Linked DNA regions of Mus musculus: region 2 is linked to region 1. The links are chromatin loops, found by intact Hi-C in ENCODE. Cell type or tissue: heart. All regions are shown on one strand. Each heading gives the region's core, and the rest is flanking DNA. Links, peaks and the distances in the headings are about the cores only. Region 1 overlaps Cep128 (centrosomal protein 128). Region 2 has its middle 110 kb from the start of 5430427M07Rik.

Region 1 (10,093 bases), core at 836-8,835:
CAGAACCCTAAATGGGATGTCTCCATCAAATTCCTCACCTCAAAGCTCAGGAAACCCTGTGGAAGAGGAGGCAGGAAGATTGTAACAGCTAAGATGGGATGGAGGATGCTAAGAAAATAAGTCCCCCTAAATCAATATGAGCAAAGCTCATATGAACTCAGAGATTGAAGTAGCATGAACAGGGCCTGCACAGGTATACATCAGGTCCTCAATGTATATGTTACGTATTCCACTTTTGTGTTTTTATGGATTTCTGAGTTTGTGAACATGTAGGTGTCTGATTCTTGTGCCTTCTCTTGAGCTCTTTTCCTTCTGTTGGTTTGTCTTGTCCAACTTCAATGCTATAGTTTTTGAAAGAAAGTATGCATTTTATTGAATGAATGAATGAATGCCTAGCTACTAAGGTAAAGGTTTGTGACTTATACATGCTGGGAGAAGGAAAGTCAGTTTTCTCCAATAGAATGACACTGGATATATCAAACACTCCAGGATAAGCCTCATATTCAGGAGTAGTTGACCAACATGTAATGGACTCCCGAGTTTGTGTGTGGATGTGTGCTTTTTTTGGTTGTTTTTGTTTTCTCCCTGTCTTGGCTGTGGCTGTATTATGGTTCCTTGGTTTGGGGAGGTTTCTGTTGTTTTATTGTGTGGGTTTTTGTTTGTATGTTTTTTTGAGAAAGAACTCAAAGTGGGGTGGAAAGGGAGGGAAAGAAGCTCTGGAAGGACTTGAAGGAGGGGAAAATATGATAAAAATATATTTAAATTGAAAAAACTGTTTTGAAGAATTAAAAAAAAAACCTAAAGGCTTAAAGTATTTTCCTACCAGTATTTCTTAACATATCAGTATCAAATTAGCTATTTTGGAGGTTGTATTATCTTAGAATGTTTGATTTTTAATAATTGCCATTGAGATGTTGCCTTGAGTCTCATATAATTTTAAAAGTGAAAAGAAGAGGAATTATAAAGAAAAAACACAGGATTAGGTGCAACTGACTTGATGAAATGTTAACAGGGCACCCACCAATGAAAAGCTTTCATAGTTTGCTATCATGAGAGTCTGTCAAGCCTCTCTCTTAATGCCCCCCCCCCCCCGAAAGCCCCCTTACATTACTCCTACGGGGGCTAAAGAAGTCTGATGGACTTCATGGGTACTGTGGCTTCTAAAGATGCTGGGTTTATATATTATCCAAAGTGTTACAAATCATAGGACTGGTCAAACTGGCTCTTCATGTTTGGTCAAACAAATGTTAATTTTAATTTCAGTAAGAGTCTAAAAATTAAGCTCTCAAGGTTCATGGGAGACTTTAAAAAGTGGAGTATGACAAAGAATGTTGGTGGCAGTATTGTGGCAGGTCAACAGGCCCTAGGAGAGGAACCACAATGGGCTCAGCAGAGAAGGAGTGAAACTCACGGAGCAGCAATGAAGAATGAAGACAATGAAGGAAGGCAGGCTGATGACAGGCTCCAAGGGATAAAAATCAGAGAAACCATTAAAGAGGAAAGAAACTAGCCCAAAGCAGTCACTGAAAGCCATTGTGGTGTGTTACTACCATCTGGGGAGCCAAACCTAAGGCTAGGGTGTGCAGAACTATGGCTACTGGGATTTCTGTTAAAAGAAAAACAAAAACAAAAACAACTAAGTAACTAAGTCCCGATTAACACTGAAATTTTGGAGGTAAGATTTAGAGAATGCCAAGACACTGAGTGTAACAAAACCAGGAGTTGAATGGAACTGTTCAGGTTAATAAGCTAACCTTTTCCCATTCATATACTGCTCTTGTGTCTGGTGACAGACATTTTAAAATTTAGAAAACTATTTCCCACCTAGGATCTCAGCCTGTGGGACATCTGGACAAGCACGATAGCAGAGATTGGGTTGGGATAGGCTGGGTGAGCTGCTGTGTGTAGAGCCACAATTGCTAATCAAGTCTCTAACTCCCCTGTACCAAATCCCAGGCATTCTATGAATATCTGGGCCCCACCTGACTTTGCCTGACATTGCCCTCGCGCTCCTTACACACCCAAAACAAGCAGGAAAAACTAACTTCCAAATAGGAACATTGAGGTATCACAGGATAAAATATGTTCTGAATCAGAGTGAGGATATATGCTCTGAATAGAAGAGAGTACCTCATAGAAAGCATGTGGCAGTCAGTGAGTCTACCTGCTGGACACATCATCTTGCTTGTGTCAGGTAGCAATGAAGCTGTCCTGGGAGGGACTTGCTCCATTTGCCTTCATAATGGACACATGGACAAGGGAGAGCTACTAGACAAAAATCATTGAAATGCCCCAGAAAAACACTCACAGAAAGCCAGTTAAGCAAAAGAACTAAGAGCACCCAGGAGGATAATGATGGAAGGGCCACTTTAATAGTTTGGCTTTTACTGTTTGATGTTCAAATATAATACAGTTAGGGGTAATGATAGGTTGAAATCGTCCATGAATGTTAAATAATTAACATGAGGACATCTAGGGTATTTATATTAATAATGCTAATAGTAACAATTTATACTGTCTACAGCCTTTCATCTGAGATCAAAGTTTATTAAAAGCCCAAGACAAAGTTTCTGAACACTTGTGAAAGTGGTATTAGAGCAGTTATGTAGATGCATGAAATAAAAAAAGATCAACTGAGGTGTTTAATACAACAGAACAAGCTCATGACAGAACTGGGACTGAAGTCTAGGGGCGTGTCAACATTTACAAGCAAGAAGCAAATGCAGATCAAAGCCACTTTGTGGAACTCTGTTTACCAATAAGTTTAGGGCACACCCTGAATATGGAAGCCAGCCCCATATCTCTCTATTCTTTCCAATAGCTCTGGAGAAACGAGTGACCAACATTCTTCCTTTCTCTTTGCGTGAGTCATAAGACAACCTAAAGAGTTCCCTCACCTGAATGTATCTACCCTCACCAGCCACAGCAGAGAATGCAGAATGGAAAGAACATTGTCACTAATTAGGACACAACTCCAGGTTTTGCCTTGCTCAGGAAGTCATTAGTTTTCTGGCCTACAAACGACCCCAGTACAAACCAAGGATGTGTCAGAAGGACAGTTAAGACTCAATCCAGTTTGAACATTTTCAAAAGTATGAGGTCTCTGGCCAAGAAACTAGTCAGCTGTTGCTGCTTCAAATGACCTATGTAGCAGGTAGAACATAGTAAGGATTTGGAAAGAATCCAGTACACATTATTTCCTGATTAAACCAACAGATTCTAACAGGGTGGACATTTCAGAGACCTACCATGTAACTCCTGCTGTACTAGACTTAGCTAATAGGAGTAAGGGGCTTCTATAATGTTACTGACTCCACCCCAATCATTACAAAAACCAAGTACACATGACACAAAGAGAATATTAATAACTCACCCAGGATCACGTACCTAGGTGTCATGACAACATGACTAGAACCTAGATATTCTCACAATTAGTCAAGTATTATTCTTACAAATATGTACCCATTACTGAAAAAAAGGCAATTATCACCTGAAACTTGTAATTTATTTAAATACATACACTAGATAAAAATGCCCTAAATCAGTTTTTTAAGAACCTATTTAAAAGTATATAAGATATACTACTCCTACATATGACATATTGAAAGTGTAATGCCATATTTTTTTTTTTCTGGCTGATTTACGATCTAAAGTAAATAGCTCACATCTCTCACATTGCAAGTTTACCAAGATATGTTCTTTTAAAGACAGAAGGCATTTCTTACGCATGTTACGTTTTTCAGAAAGATACTAGTACTTTGCTTTATAAAGTCTATTTCTGCTATTTTCACACTAGGAAGAAAGCATGTTTGACCCAGAGGATACAGTTCATTACTGATAGTGTGCAGCCCTGGACTAGAACACACAAGCAAGGCATTTCCTCAAGCAGCATAATTCTGCATCAACATCCGAAGGGAGGCTGCAGTCTGACCTGCAAACACAGTGCAGTTCCACACAGCTACGACCTTCCTTGCTGGGGAAGCCTCACTCTCTATGCAGTATCTCAATGACATATCCCCAACTCTGTACTTGTATGAAAAACCTGACAAGGCCATAAGAAACTTTTTTTTTTCTTTTTTCCCAAGCTGGAAGAAATGTTATATTTTTGGCTTGACCATCACCTCTTGCCATCGGTGTGACTATAAACAGGGCTGCTTGCTCCAGCAATGTTGCTGTACTTGACGGTAAGTGGTCTTCTTCTGGAGGCTTAACCCTTTGGAGTTGACCCCATTATTGGGAAAGACAAATGCTTTAATACTAATACATCGAGAACCCGGCTCCTGTGTTTGGGGAGAAGGTGGGCGAAGAAGAATGTCTAGATTGTTTCCCTCCAGGTCCCTCATGAGAGATTCATGAGATATTTCCGTCTGCCCTCAATGCGAATGCACAGAAGGTGGAGCAGCGCGGGAGCAGTGAGAACCTTGGCAGGACAGGCTGGGACAGGATTTGTGCAAAACCTTTTTCCGGTTTCAGTTTGAATGGGTTCCCAGGAAGTGTCAAGTCCAAACCAATCCACAATTTTACAATGCAGCTCGGCCAAGGCTGCTGAGCTTCACCTGATTCTGGGTCAAAAGCTTACAGAGCACACTGCGTTTTATTTGGTAAAAAGCCAATTGGACGGAACCTCTCAGGCAACTTCAATGAGAAGCTCATAGTCCTGGCAAAACCAAAAATGAACATGGCTTCATCTTGGGGTTTGAAACAGCAATTTTGGCCTTTGTAAAGAGATAAAGGCAACTTTCTCTTAGCTGCAGGGTCCTTGTAAATCCTGAAGGGAGGCCCTGAAATAAGGAACAAGTAGTGATCTGGCCTGATTCAGATTCACATACTCAGGCCTGTGTTTCCTGGGCACAGCAGGGGCACTGAGTAAGAACATTCACTCATTGGTGACTATATATTCCCAAGCATCCAGGGCACAATTCACTTTGTTAACAAAGGATGCCTGCTCTTCAACCACTGAACCTATGGGGTTCTGCACAAATGTCGTCCATGATGAATAATTACTTTATGATTTAGGGGAGTAGAGAAAGAAAACTGTACCAACTGGCAACTGGCTACCTTTAGGGAGGAGTACACATATGTGGCAGTATGTTATAACTTCCCAAAGGACATAAACCACACCCTGTGAATCTGGTATAAACACAGACTGAACACCAACATTCAAGGTCTCTTGTATATGTGTAGTTCAAGTATGTACCACTAATAACAGCAGCAAGGTCTTTACAGAATTGCTTAAAAGGCCACAGGTGTTTTAGAAATAATATTTCTCAAGATGTCAATGGGGTTTATGGTTTTGAATAGCTTCAGGTTAAAGCTCATAACTATATATCTAAAAACAAGATAGATTAGATGGTTTTAAGTATTCAAGAAACAGGCTGAATGCTAAGCCAACTCATAATTGCAAATCTACTTTCAGTCAATGGTTTTTCAAAAATTTAATTGCTTTCTAAGGTAATTATTTAAACTATTTAGGTCCCCAACACACACGCATACAGAGGTTTTTAGCATTATTTAGATAAGTCCAGGCAATTGCAAAGAGTTGTGTTTCCACAATAGTAGAATTTCTTCTCAGTATCAGTATCTGTGTACATGTTACTGTGAGTGCACACTCTGTAAGCATTCGTGTGTGTGTGTGTGTGTGTGTGTGTGTGTCACACATGTGAAGCCACAAAGCAACACCAGCTATCTTCAAATTACCCCACCCTTATTTTTTAAAGTAATTTCTCATGGAACCTGGAAGTAGATGTTAGACAGCCTGGACAGAAATGCCCAGGACTCTTCCCATTTGCCACCTCCCTTCCTATGTCAGCTATTGGTTCTCACAGGTACAGGAGAGCACACCTCGACGCTTATGCGTATGCATCAAACCTTGTATCAGCTGAGTCACTGAGTAATGTGTAGTTTTATACTTGCTTAAAAATGAAAATTATTCTGGGAAAAAAAAAGCAGGGAGTGACAACAAAAGCTCTCTATGATGACCTAAACATTGGAGATGGTGTGTGAAGGTAGCTAGAGCTATGCCCAGAAGTCAGCAGTTATCAAAGGAAATCTTACCTGTTGTTGGCCTTGAAGCCGAGAAACAATGCAGGCAATTTTTGCTGCAGTTGACTGCCTACCGGAACTAGGCAAGGCTTGATTTCAGGACACAGTGACATTTGGTGTGAAAGTTTCCCCCCTAGGAGGCAGCCCCTACAGTGCTCCATATGGAGCTATTTAGACTTTTGAGAGTCTTGCTCGGCTGGATGACCTGTGTGCAACAATACCAAATGGATGCAGAAGATGAGCTTATAGATACAAGACTGCTGCATCTGTTATGAGGGTAACCAACTGCTTTCTCACTAGATTTGAGGACTTCTTCACAGGGGCATTCAACTGTAAATCTGGTCAAACTCTCATGGGGAGGTCATAAGCCCTAGTGTGCAAACTGCTGCTGCTGTTCTCCACATGGACATGATATGGCTGTCACATTGCCTTCTGATAACTGTGTTCACGTATTGGTAAAGAAGTTTCTTGTTGCAGTGGCCAGCAGTGACTACAGAAAGATATAACTGATAGAAGACTACTCAATGTGCAGCCAAACATGGGGCTTCAATATCCTTCTCCACAGGGCTCAGGGAACATTATGGAAGAGAAGGCAGGAAGAATGCAAGATATGAAAGAAGAAGAGATCAGAGGTATGGAATGATGTCTTTCAGGAATGATAGGAAGTCATAGCAGCTGTAATTAACAGTACAAGGTCTGGACAAGATTGGTGAGATGGCTCAGTGTGTAAGAGCACTGACTGCTCTTCCAAAGGTCCTGAGTTCAAATCCTAGCAACCACACAGTGGTTCACAACCACCTGTAATGAGATCTGATGCCCTCTTCTGAAGTCAGCTACAGTGTACTTATGTATAATAATAAATAAATCTTTGGGCTTGAGTGAGAAGGGACTGAATGAGCAGAGGTGACAAGAGTGAGCGGGGCAGACTAGAGCAAGCAGAGGTCCTAAAAAAACAAACAACAAACAAACAAACAAAAAGATTGGGCCCATCAACACCTTGTCATGAAGTAGGGAAGCTCTCATGAAGCTTAGCTCTTTCTCAGGAATATATAAGTTGCTAACAGTTGATGTAGCTGATCAAGGAGCCCAGGTTCCTGAAAACTCCAAAGGCAACTCATTTGGATACCAAGGAAACATATGAAAACTCACAACTAGCAACGTGCAGAGAGTGAGATATCTTGGAACACTCAGTCTTAAATGGGATGTCTCCACCAAACCCCTCCCCTTGGGGCTCAGGGATCCCTGTGGAAGAGGAAGATTGTAAGAGCCAGAGGGGACAGAGGACACCAAGGAACAAGGTCTTCTGGACACAACAAGACTGAGACACATAGTAACTCTGAGATGGTGGCCGCATGCACAGAGAAGCTATATGCAACTGATAATAATCGCTTGCAAGAGAAGAATTAGTTTGTTTCCCATGGAGTGTTACTGAGTATATTAAACACACTTAAGGGCAAGCATCAAACCCAGCAATAGATGCAGACACTAAATGAACTCAATAGCATTTTGGAGTTTTGGTTTGTTTATATATATTTTTGTGTGTTTTGTTTTGTCTCATAATGATTGTCTTGGCATTTATTTTTAATCTTACTAGTCTTTACTTATATATGATGGTTTCCAATGTCGAGTTTTTTTTTTGTTTGTTTGTTTGTTTGTTTTGTTTTGTTTTTTTGCCTGTTGGTTTTCAAAGAGAAAGGGAAAGAAGATGTGGAGCTAAATGGGTGCGGAGTTGGTAGAATCTGAGAGGAGATGAGGAAGGTGAAATTGTGATCAGGATACATTGTATGAAAAGAAATCTACATAAAAAAGACCCGAAAGATATGAGCTGTACTCCCAGAGCTAGTGTCTCTAGCTGCATATGTAGCAGCAGATGGCCCAGTCGGCCATCACTGGGAAGAGAAGCCTCTTGGTATTGCAAACTTTATATGCCCCAGTACAGGGGAACGCCAGGGCCAAGAAGTGGGAGTGGGTGGGTAGGAGCAGGGCAGGGAAAGGGTATAGGGAACTTTCAGGATAGCATTTGAAATTTAAATAAAGAAAATATCATAAAAAGAAATAAAGACCCGAAAGTGGAAGGAGAGTAGTTAGAATGAGGAGGGGGATTACATGTATTAGCGGGAGATAAGAGGGTAATGCAGTACATTATTAAAACATGGCAGGTATGTATGCATGAAAATGTCATAATGAGACCCATTATTAAGTATAATTAACATATACTAATGGGAGAAATAAAAAGGTTGGAAGCAACTTACACAAAACCAAGACGGTAAGAAAAAGCCTTCTCCTGTGAAAACCCACTCGGTTGTCAGTTAGGAATACAACTGAAAACTTTGAGTTTAAAAAAGTCACCTTGCATAAGCGGACAATGATGCCCCCAGAAGAGAGGTTGTTAAAAGACAATCTCAGAGCCAGGAATATCTAATATCTCCCTAAAAGTTAGTAATCACAGAAGTCCTGGAAGCATCCAAACAATGCTGGCAGTGTCATCCTGTTGGTTGCTACCATAACTAGATTGTAAGATTCTAATGCTGAATACAACTTGGGTTGTAGGATTCAGAGACATCAACTATAAACTGATGAGGAAACTTTCCCCTCCCTGATTAGCTTTCAGAGTGCTGGGAAGCACTAAGCAGGTGCTAGGAGGGTGGACCTGAGTCGTCTTTCCCCTCACTGTATCCTGCATGCTACAACAATGACCTGTCACACAAGTTGTGTGATAACGGCATGATGTGTGTGAGAGTAACCAACCTATTTCTGATTGGATATAAAATCTGCTTCGAAGGACAGATTTCATAACTGATGCTGTAAACCTGGTCAAAAGCCCATGACTAGGGAGACTGTGGGCCCTAAGCTGGAGTCTACTGCTGCTGTTTCAGTAAACTGGCATCTAGTTCAAACTGCTCTCTAAAGAGTTTTGTTCACACCCATAGTTATGCTCTTCTCCACCTTGGTCAGAGGAGCTTCTGGCAGTGGGCAGCAGTCCGTGGAGGAAGTGTAACTGGTCTAAGTGCTCAGAATTCATGATTGTGACTGTAAATGTTCAGCTGTGTTCAGGGAGTCTCTGCCACCCTGCCCTTCCCCATTTAAGAGGAGGACAACATGGGAAGAGGGAAGGGAAAGAAGAAAAAAGGAGGATGAGGAAGAGAGCAGTGAAATGCCTTCTAGGCTCCAAATGGCTGGCAAGCACCCATGAGCACATAGCAGGTGGTTACTCACACCAGAACAAGCCATTTAAAACCTCAGTATGATGGGGTAGGAAAGCAAGAGGAGCCACTGGAAGCTGAGTGCTGCTAGAAGAGGGACAGCATTTTTCATTTCAGGTTCTAGCCATTGGTGGTGGTTATGCTAAGCAGATAGACCATACCCATGCATACAATGGCATCATAAATTGAACTCGGTGGCATTTATTTATTTGTTTGTTTGCCTACCAAAAAAGGCAAAGTTTAGATGGAAATGTGATACAGCCTCAGGGGGTGTTGAAGGGGAATGGGGAAGGTGGGTGTGATCAACATTAGAAGAAAACATGAAGCACCAATTCCTGACACTATTAATGATACTCTGTTATGCTTGCAGACATAACTGTCCTCTGAAAGGTTCCATCCAGCAGCTGACAGAAACAGATGCACAGACCCACAGCCAAACATTGGGCAGAGCTCTGGGAGTCTTATGGAAGAGTTGGGGTAAAGACTGAAGTCCCTGAAGGAGATAGGGACTCTATAGGATGACCAACAGAGCCAACTAACCTAAACCTTTGGGGGCTCTCAGAGACTGAGAGACCAACCAAAGAACACACATTGGTCTGTCTTGTCTGGCCTCAGTGGGAGAGGACACAGATAACCCTGCAGAGACTTGATGTGCCAGTGTAGGGGGCTATGGGGGGAGTGGGGATGGGTGTCCACTCTCTCATAGCAGAAGGGGAAGGGGGATGGGGGAAGGTACTGTGGGAGGAGAGGACTGAGAGAGGGGGATAGCATTTGGGATATAAATAAATAAACAAAAATTTAAAAACCAAAAGGTAAGAAAGTAGAAAGTTAAAAACACAGAAAACATG
Region 2 (10,093 bases), core at 1,178-9,177, 120 kb before region 1:
CTTCAGGTGGGTAACGAGGCAAGGTTTGATGTGAATGGAAGTTTCTCCTGTCTTTTCACCTCCACTTAGCAGAGACCACAAAGGAACTATATGCCTATAAAAGTGACATCGGTTTGCCAGTTCAGGTTTTCTAAACTGAGGATATAAGTGAATGTTTTGGAAAAAGAAAAAGAAAAAAAGCCCTAAGTCCCAAATTTGGTACTGCCACACTTCAGAAGCAGTTCATTTAACAGAATATGCATATATATATATATATATATATATATATATATATATGCATGTTGGGATGCTTTTAAATTTTTTTCTCATTTTGATATGGCTAACTCGATTTCAAATCTTTGTGAACTTTATCCCTTTTCTACTAATAGGCATTTCAAAAGATTTTTTTAAGGGACAAGTCACCAAATTAATTTACTTTTAATGAAGAGAAATTATTTCACTGAAAAAAACTAACATATACTCAGCTAAGACCCAACACAGCACACATCTAGAAGCTGACTGGAATATTCTTTAGGAATTTTTTTTCTTTCTCTTTTTCATTTCTTCTTATTATTTATTTATTTTTTTATTTTTTTTAGAATTTGTTTTTAGTGAGGGCGGCAGTCTATAGCTCTATCTGTGCCAGAACTTTTGAGGGCAGTAGGAAGAAAGGTACAAAAATAGTAATTTAATATTTTCCACCTGTCGCCAGGGCTGGTCTCATGCTGGCAAAACATCGATAATGCTTTTGACATGCCTGAATTCTGTACCTTTGCCTGTCTTCTACTTACCACCAAGAAACCTGTTTTTAAGGAAACAATTGTTTAATCCAGCGCGACGTTCGTTCCAACTTTATAGATCATCAGTTTGAGTTGAGGGTAGTGTGTTCCCAACTTCAAAACTAAAGTGGAAAAGGCTCTGGGTCAAAAATCCCAGAGGGCCTAGCGGCTGCAAAGGAAAAAAAAAAAAAAACTTCCTCAGTGAAGATCTCGCTCCCAAGGCCTCCCAGGCAAAGTTAGCCCATCGAGAAAGGCTAAATTTCCTTTGGATGTTAAAGGAGCCAGGCATTTTTTTTGAGTTGGCATATAGCCAGTGTTGTTGTCCTTTGCTTCCTTGACTACTTAGGCAAGAAGCTGTGTGAGAAAATATGGAGCTCAAATACCCCAGGTTAATGAAAACACAGGTCAGACAGTTGAGTTGCCACACACAGTCAGGAGCCTCCACTTCCTGCGGGGGTGTGTTTCTTTGCTTCTGCAGTCTGGATTTCTTGCTGTCCTTGTTCTTCATCCTGTCTTTTTCTTTCCAACTGAACAAGGTTTGATGGTGATTGGAGCCGCGTGGGTGGTAGTGTTTTCGGTTTGGTCCGTTGTGTGAGGCTGACTTTCCGTTCCTCTCCTTCTTCTGTATTGGCATTGTCCGTCCTGTGCTTGAAGTGTGTCAGACCCGGTTACAGTAGAAGCCTTTGAGAGACAGACGTTTCTAAACCTCCAGACAATGATTACGTCTCTCAAGCAACACACATAGTACAATAGGCCTCCTGTATAGGCAAAATTATCTGGGCAATCTGAGTTAGTCTGAGGGAGTCTAAGCATGTGTGGTTTGAGCAGAAACCGAGTTCTTGACACAGCACTCACGGGAGTTTTGTTCCATACATTCTGCTTATGATTTGTTAATTTACATGGAGGTACCACATTCAGGGATGTTTTCAAGCAGACCTCATTTTGACCTGTGTATCCTCTGCCATTGTCATGAACATGTTCAAAAGGCTGCACATATGTCTCGGAAGCATGTTATTCACAATGTTTGTCTCTGTCACTGTGTGTCCCCATGCCCAGCTTGCCCCCAGCACATTCAAGACTGTAGATGACTTCAAGTTCCACTGAATAAAGAATGTACTAGAATATCTATTTCACAGAGAGACAGAATAAAACAATAGTAATAAGTCATTTCCTTGAGCAACTTAAGGAAATATTACAGCCAATTTTCTTACATTTTATTCTTAGGCAAAGTAGAAGTCACTTGTTCAAGTGCCCAACTGTAAATACAATTGGAATGAGATTCCAAAACCATGAAAGAGGACATTTACCTGTGTGTCCCTATCTCACTAATCCTTCGCCGTTAGCAATCATCATAGAACTTTAAAAATAGAAATACTATATTAAGTTGGACAAATAAATACATAATTAATTTCTATTAACATTTTAATTAAATTTGAGTAGGCCCTAGAGTCCATTAGCGGGGTTTTGAGGATTTTTGTTCAAACAGCGGTGAAGCTCCATAAAGTCAGCCTATGAGTAAACATAAGCCAGTTCTTGCACATGGCAGAGCATTATCTTCCCATTGTTTCCCTTTCCATCTTGTAGGAAACATAAGCATAGACATGTTCAACCTACTAGACCCAAGGAAACACCACAAAAGTCAACACAGTTCTGGATCTTTATCTGGCTAACCAAACCTCATCTCAGTTTCTTTTTTCAGACGCCTTCCTTGAGAGTCAAACACTTTGCCTTCAAGGTTAATCTGATCAAAATAATGGTGGCTACCCTTGCAGTGAGCAGATAGTTGAGACTACTGTGATCTATGCCACCCCCAGACATTTGTTAGCATGTCCCTATAACAATGGTACCATCTGTCATCTCTTTTCTCCTCAGATAAACAATGTGACATGAGAGCTGTCGCCTAACTAGCTGAGGAAGGAGGGAGCCAGCAGTCCCCCAAGCCTATTCTCCTCCACTCTGTCACCACAGGGCACTACATTAAGTCATCGTTAACTTCTTCATGATCTTTCATGAAGAAATTTATTAGGCTATAAATTATAAGAGAAATCTTTTTCTTAATAGCAGAAAAATATAAAGTGACCATCTAAGGAATAGAGCTGTTCTTGGGAGGAGTGATAAGTGAAAAGGTCCTTTGAACGAAGAGTGGTAGAAAGGAGATACATCTGGCTGAAACTGTGGAGAAAATAAACATAATGAAGTCTACTGTCAGAGCAAGCATTCCCTGGCAGCGTACTGCATGCATTCATGTCCCGAGTACTCCACATCTCAATTTGGTTCAACTTTCAAGGCCAGAGAAACATTTCAAAGTTGGAGCTATTTCAGAGAAACAAAGATACAGGAATATAAAAGCATAAAAGCTCACGAAACAACTTCTGCCTGTTTTACAGACACTTCTTTGTGGACATGGCTACTTTGACCCTACCCAGACACTTTTCCAGTCTTGAAAACATCCCTAAATAAAGAACTTAGACAAAGGAAGAGATATATTGTGGTTGGCTGGACCTCACTCAGGGCAACTTGGGAGTGCTTCTAGAAGAGAAAGAATATGAAACTGGAGGTGTATGAAAATACAAAGGTCATTATTGCTTATTGTTAGATTGCCTTATATCTTGAACTCTTTAAAAAGCATATGATCATGTGAACATGTCACAAGAGCTCTTCCCCAAGACTTCCAAGGGCTTGTGCAAGCAATGGGCCCTTGGAAATCTTACTTGCTTTCTGGAGCAATTGCCTCTGAGAGCAAAAAAAGAGCATATACCTAACAGGATGGTGGAAAGAAAGGGTTTGGAGTTACAAGTTGAGGACCTCTTTCAAATTAACTACCAACAGCCCAACAGTTGGAACTAGGCCAGGTGTGTGGCTCTTGGCTCTTGGCTCTCTGGAAGAAACATATATGCCACAGCTGATCATCTATTTGGAGGTCCGGGCCATGTCAACCAGTTTAAACATGAATCAGGAAGTGCTTAAGCTACTGCAAGACAAAGTTGCATATTGTTTCAGTCTTAAACCCCTCCTGGGAAGTAGCAACTATGTCTCCTTCTGAATGTGTCAAAATATATCAGAGGGTTAGATAAACAATGCCTGGCATTTGCCACATTTCTGTTCTGGTATTTGACCCAAGGCATAGGGCAGGGCAGGGAGAGGCTTGGTGAGACCAGGCCCATTCTATTACATATAATCTGTCTGAGAGAACAGAATTCATCTCTTGAATTGCTATCCCATCCCAGGCTCCTTGGTTTCTCAATTTGAGATGGACACTTTTTTTTCCCATCCACCTCGTAAAAATCCACGTAGTAAGAATTGAACACAGGAATTAAAAGAAAGCATTTAAGAAATTACTTCATAGGACATCCCATCCACCACACTACCATAGAAGAATGACAGAAATATAGATACAGGAATCTAAGGGACAAGAAGAAGCTCTTAATGGCTTTCCTTGAGTCTGTTCTAATGCAAAGAACTGGGAGAGCTTTCCTTTGAAAGCAATCTGGAAATGAAAGAAAAAAAAGTTCTGAGACTGGCTGAAATGAAATTTTTCAGATGCCAGACACAAACTGGACTCCTTCTTTTTGCCCTTGGACTGGACGACTCTGAAGGCTGCAGAGATTGAACCCTTCCCTGCTGTTTGCTTGATTTGGTCTGAGATGGAGCCAAGAGATGTGGTGATGAAGTTTGGAAAAACAATTAAAAAGAAATGTATGTGGTGGTTTTTCTGGGATCCTAATTAGCTGACCCATTTCTAGGTAACATTAGGGAAGTTGTGGGCAGTGATTATTATCTCTTTAAAGTCCTAATTAAAATGTCAAACTGTAAGGTAGAATGTCTTCAAAGCTGCATGTAATTTGATTGTGTTGGCTTGTTGAAAAAATGGCCTTGGAAATACAAATAAGCCAGCCACTAAAAAGATCCCAGAAGTCCAGGCTGTATTCCAGAAGCATAGTCTGTTGACCCAATAGCATTTTATAACTAACCACTCACCAAGTGGTAGGCATCCAAATGTCAAAGCCAGTTTCATAACACGGTAACACATAGCATGCTGTGGATGGGTGTCTGCCAGAAGCACGCTTGGGTTTAAAGAAAAAAAAAAAAAGGTGTGTACAGGTTAGTCTACCTAGTCAGGCTTACGTGCATATTGGCCAGATTTAAATGTGCTCCTTGGATGAGCTTCCTAAATGCCTGGCACCCTACCCATTCTCTAAATGAGCCGGCTGGAGTGCCGGATCTCTAAAAGGATGTCTGCATACTATGGAGAGCTTCTGTTACTATACAACATCAGGATCCCAAGAGAAAATGTGTCATGTCTCATCTATGCCCGGGCATTAGCAAAGCTATCCTTTACCTGTGACGGTGAGGCGTCAAGCATCAGGCATAAATGCATCGATTTTTAAAAATAAATTTAAAGAGACAAGGTCCCGAAAATTTTGGCTTAAGCAAGAAAGACATCTGTTGCTGTAAAACAGGTCTAGCAGTTGATTCACACAGTCTCTCAAAGACATCAACAATGAACAATTTTGCTCCCATTTTCATTTTGCACACGTCCCTTTCAGCGTGCCTGCTGCTCTCATTATCACTGTGTCTAGACAGCTCTCCTATCACCGGATCTAAAGGGAGGGCTGTTATATCTCACGAAAGTCCTTTGTCCTGTCCTAGAAGCCTTTCCCTGGTATTCTCATCACATGTCATTGTCCATAGTTGTATCACATGCCCATTCTTGAATGGAACACTGTCAAAGAAAACTGTGAACAACCAGACTAGCTTGATCATCACTAACATCCAAGCCCACTGCTAAGGAAAGTTACAACCTTCCAAACTTTCAATATCCATATTTGCCACAATTGACATCTAAATTAAATATTTTATTTGTAAGGAAAACAGTGGAAGCAGTCCTGGGTAGGTAACCAGTGTCCACCCAATAGGTGAGATGTGTGTTATAGCAATGTAACAGGGTCTACATTGAATTGTTTTTCCATTGATATAGAGATTTATACTATTCATTCATATTTTCTATTTATATTCATGCCCATTTATTTTTTTTAATACTTGGCCAAGACTTTTGGCCATGAATAATAAAAAGAAATGAATTTTGTCTTGGCTTATATCTATCCTTCAGTTCGTTATTGGCAAATCTGCATGACACATCTACTTGGTGGCAGGCTCTGCGCTATATAGATACATTATCAGAAGGCATATTCTCTAATATCAGAAAGCTTGTAGTCTAGTTGAAGAACACATTAAGGCAAATAGGCAGAGTCACAGCACCTTGATGGAGAAGTACACTACAATAAGGTACTTTAGTAGAGAACATTAGAATTGCTTTGAGAATACAAGTCCTAGAAACCAGAGACACACACACAGGAGATGGACTACAGCCTGTCCTCTTGGCTTAGAGATTCTGATGTGAGAATAATGTTAAAAAGGGAACAAGATTTCAAAGACAACTTTGATGTGGGTCTCCAACCTCCATACTTATTAATGTTGACTGGTTCAGCTAACTTCTCAATCCTTGAGACTTGGAGACTGCGAAAACAGGAATTCTTAAATGAGGATACATGGATTTAATTTTAAAGATCACTGAACTCAAAGAATAGAAAACAACTACATCTTTATACCTATTCATCTCTAACTGAAGCATCCCTTAAATAATAAGAATCTGAGACAAAACAAAGGACAGCATAGAAGTATTATCATTATCCATGCTGTTGTCAAATAGAAATGGCAGATAATTCATACTAAACTAAAACTGATGCAGTTATCTCATAGAATTGCTCAAAATCAGGCACCTTCAAGACTTCCAGCTGATAGACTTTTGTTTCAAAAAAACATTAGTTTAAATTATATTTATGTCTTTCTTTTGATTACTTTGTTTAATATTATTAGTTCCTTAAGGTTTTTTATTTTGTTGTTGTTCTATACATTGTACTTTATGCAAGTAAAAGCAACAGAGACACGGGCTTGTGAATCCCACCATACTAGTTGGGCTGTAATTTCCTGAGTCAGATAGCCTCTGTACATGAGTGATCTGGAACACATATCAATTAAACTTTTGTTGCAATTTTGTAACCTGTTTAACTAAAATTTTTAGTGGTGTTATCATTCTTGTAACTCTCTCCTCTCTCTCTCTCTTTCTCTCTCTCTCTCTCTCTCTCTCTCTCTCTCTCTCTCTCTCTCTCTCTCTCTCTCTCTGGGAAAAGGAGTAGGAGTTCCTTGCATCTAGAGCTTACTGTTTCCTTTTTATAAGAGCTACAGGGTAACTGGAAAATATAGGCTCCCTAGTGATTCTGGCCATTTTTTTTTTCCCTTCACAGTCAAGTTTGGGAGCTTCTTAGGCACTTATTTTTAGACATGTTATCATCACCAATTATAGGTGCTGATTTGATTAAATGAGACACTGTTGGATATCATGCGTTGCTAGCACCAGATTTCAATATTGTATTTACATCAAGAATATGCCTAAACCAATTTCCAAACCACATGTTGGTTTGTCTATTACCCGAAACCACTGGTAGAACCAATTTTTGGTATCATTCAGGGTCCAAACAGGAGACAGGAACTGTATCTGTTATTTGAATACATGAAATTGAATATTCAGACAATTTAGACCAACATATTTGTTATTTAAAATATTCAAAACAAGGATGGCTGTAATTTGGCGGTAGAATGCTTACCTAGCAGGTATAAGACTGAGTTTAATCTCCAGCTCTGAAAAAATACTTTTTTTAAAGTCTAGATTATATCCCTTAAGTCGGTATTCTTACATATTTTGAACAAAAGTAGCTGTGATAGATATTTTTGGCTTTGTAGTAATATGATGTCAAATACTGCACTCTTCTTTTGCTAAGAAAAAAGTAGCCATAGGCAATATGGAAATTAGTCTGCCCATCCCTGCATGAAGGTGTTGTGGAGATAACACAAAACATAGACAAATGCTTTGAGGAGCAAAGAGAGAAGTTGGGATGTTTGAGATTTAGAAGCCTACAAGAAATGTCCTGTGTAGCTTGTGGTGATTTGAAACAAAATGGCTCCCATAGTTTCATAGGAAGTGACACTACTAGGAGGTATGGACTTGGAGCAGGTGTGACTTTGGTAAAAGTGTGTCACTGGGAGACAGGATGGGAGAGGCTTTGAGGTCTAAAATCCTGAAGCCAGATATGTGACATTCACTTGTAGAATCCTCAGATCCTTCTCCAGTATCATGTCTGCCTAGTATGCCACTGTGCTTCCTGCTATAACAATAATGGAGAAAATCTCTGCACTTTACCCCAGTCCCAATGAAATGCTGTTCTTTATAAGAGTTGCTGTGATCATGGTGCCTTTCCACATCAATAAAACCCTAACTAAGATATAGCTGAACTCAAACTTTTAAAGAGGGGTGCTGGCCAGTGTTGATGCCTCTAAAGAGAGTATGAGCCAGTTATTCAAGTGTGGGCAAAACAGCAAAATGGTTTCAGGTGTATAAGGTGCTGTTCCTGTTACAGGGGAGTACTGCCCAAGGAAGGGGAAGCATTTCCTTCTCCTTGCAATTATGCCATGCCTTCCGCTAGTGCCTCCTACTGGTACAGCCTATCTTGGAGGCACTTGACCGGGAGAAAATGTGGCCTAAAATCCTAGCCTCAGCCTCAGGATAATGACTTTGGAAGTGTGTCTAGAACTAAAAACAATAGTTCATTAAATGCTGTATAAGTGCTTTACAAACTTCTACCAAAGAAGATATAGCTCATATAAACAAGGTAAGCTAGTTCAACTTTCCTATGAGCTCTGATGACTAAATAGCCTTTATGTAGACAATGTGTACTTCAGGGTAGTTCATTGTTTACATGCCTAAGCCCTGGAACAGAACCAGAATTAATAGTAACACCCTCTTGCCTGAAATGTTAGCTCCTGTGGCTGCAGTTAGTTGGTAAACCCTGGTGTGAAAATATTAATGGAAATCCCAGAAATAAATAGCTCTGAAGTTTCAGGTTGCCATTCTAAGTAGAAAGATGAAATCTCTCAAGGTTTCTCTCTGTCTGACCTGGAGTGTAAATCATCTCTTTGTCTGCATATCCCCACTGTCTGCACCACCTGCCCTGCCACAGTTAGGGGAGAGACCACATTCACAAACTTTCATTACAGTATAATTACTCCATTTTATTATTAGTTACTGTCGGCCTCTTACTGCATCCAATTTAGAAATTAAACTTTTGTCCTAAGTTTGAACACCTTTAAAAATGCTGCAAAGTTCAGTGTATTGTAGAGTTCAGGCATTTCCCCCTCCCCCTATACTGTCCAGTCTTTCCTTGAAAATAACGACTGTAAAGTAGTCAAAGTGCAGTGAGGTGGTCCAGTGTGTAAAGATGATTGCTGTATGCCTGGTGACCTAAGCTTGATCCCCAAAACTTACATTGTAGAAGGAGAGAACCAACTCCTGAAAGTTGTCCTCTGTCTTTCACTAACACATTATAGAATTTATGCTCATATACAAAGCAAGTAAATAAAAATTTGTTTGTTTGTTTGTTTGTTTTTTAAAAAAAGCTGGATGGTGGTAGTGCATACTTTTAATCGCAGCACTCAGGACACAGAGGCAGGAGGATCTCTGTGAGTTTGAGGCCAGCCTGGCCTACAAAGCAAGTTCCAGGGCATCCAGGGCTACACAAAGAAACCCTGCCTAGAAAAACAAAGACATACAGATGGATGGATGGATGGATGGATGGATGGATGGATGGATGGATGAGATAGATAGATAGATAGATAGATAGATAGATAGATAGATAGATAGATAGATAGATAGATAGGTAGGTAGGTAGGTAGGTAGGTAGATAGATAGGTAGGTAGGTAGGTAGGTAGGTAGGTAGGTAGGTAGGTAGGTAGATAGATAGATAGATAGATAGATAGATAGATAGATAGATAGATAGATAGATGAATAAATACTACAATCAATAAAGACAATAAAAGCATAATCAATTTTTTAAGAGAAGCAGGCACCAAGGCTGAGGCAGTTTCTCCTGAGTTCATTGTTATCCCTCTGGGTAGATAATGGTAGTTTCACAGTCTCTTTTAAGCCTGCTGAGAAATTTAAATTAATATTAAATTCAGCACAGAATTTAAATGAAGCAATAATGTTCTAACTGTAGATGCCTCTCTGCTTTGGGTAGCAGACATGGACTGAAGATGGAAGAAAGGGTAATTAGGAAGATATTTTATTTATGGAGCCTAGTCCCTGTCCAGAAGGACCACACATTCTGTCCCCTTGGATGATCGCCACTATCAATAATTATGAGAATTCTGAGAAATAAAAGAAAATATGACATGCTCCAGGTTAGTGCGACATAATTGGAGGGCTTATGCAGGATTCCTGG

What was found. Hi-C counts contacts between places; a loop is a spot of excess contacts. Peaks named below come from ENCODE experiments on the same cell type or tissue, not always from the same donor. Only the 100,000 strongest peaks of a DNase experiment are listed, where the experiment ranks them.
Region 2: a loop joins it to region 1, with 2.1 times the contacts of the local background. A loop is called at or near these places in 2 of 42 quality-filtered maps.

What each region holds. Positions count from the first base shown.
Region 1 is chr12:91,046,284-91,056,376 of GRCm38, forward strand. The region is part of intron 22 of Cep128 (centrosomal protein 128); the gene reads right to left. It overlaps 5430427M07Rik (RIKEN cDNA 5430427M07 gene), which reads left to right. Exons shown (of 4, transcript NR_045858.1): 2 at 4,086-4,184; 3 at 6,608-6,674; 4 at 9,616-10,093. Among named protein-coding and RNA genes, the nearest start is that of 5430427M07Rik, 5.5 kb to the left of the region's middle. In heart, for the core only: no CTCF peak of the experiment used is centred there; a DNase peak (open chromatin) is centred at 4,468.
Region 2 is chr12:90,927,587-90,937,679 of GRCm38, forward strand. No RefSeq gene overlaps it. Among named protein-coding and RNA genes, the nearest start is that of 5430427M07Rik, 110 kb to the right of the region's middle. In heart, for the core only: no CTCF peak of the experiment used is centred there; no DNase peak of the experiment used is centred there.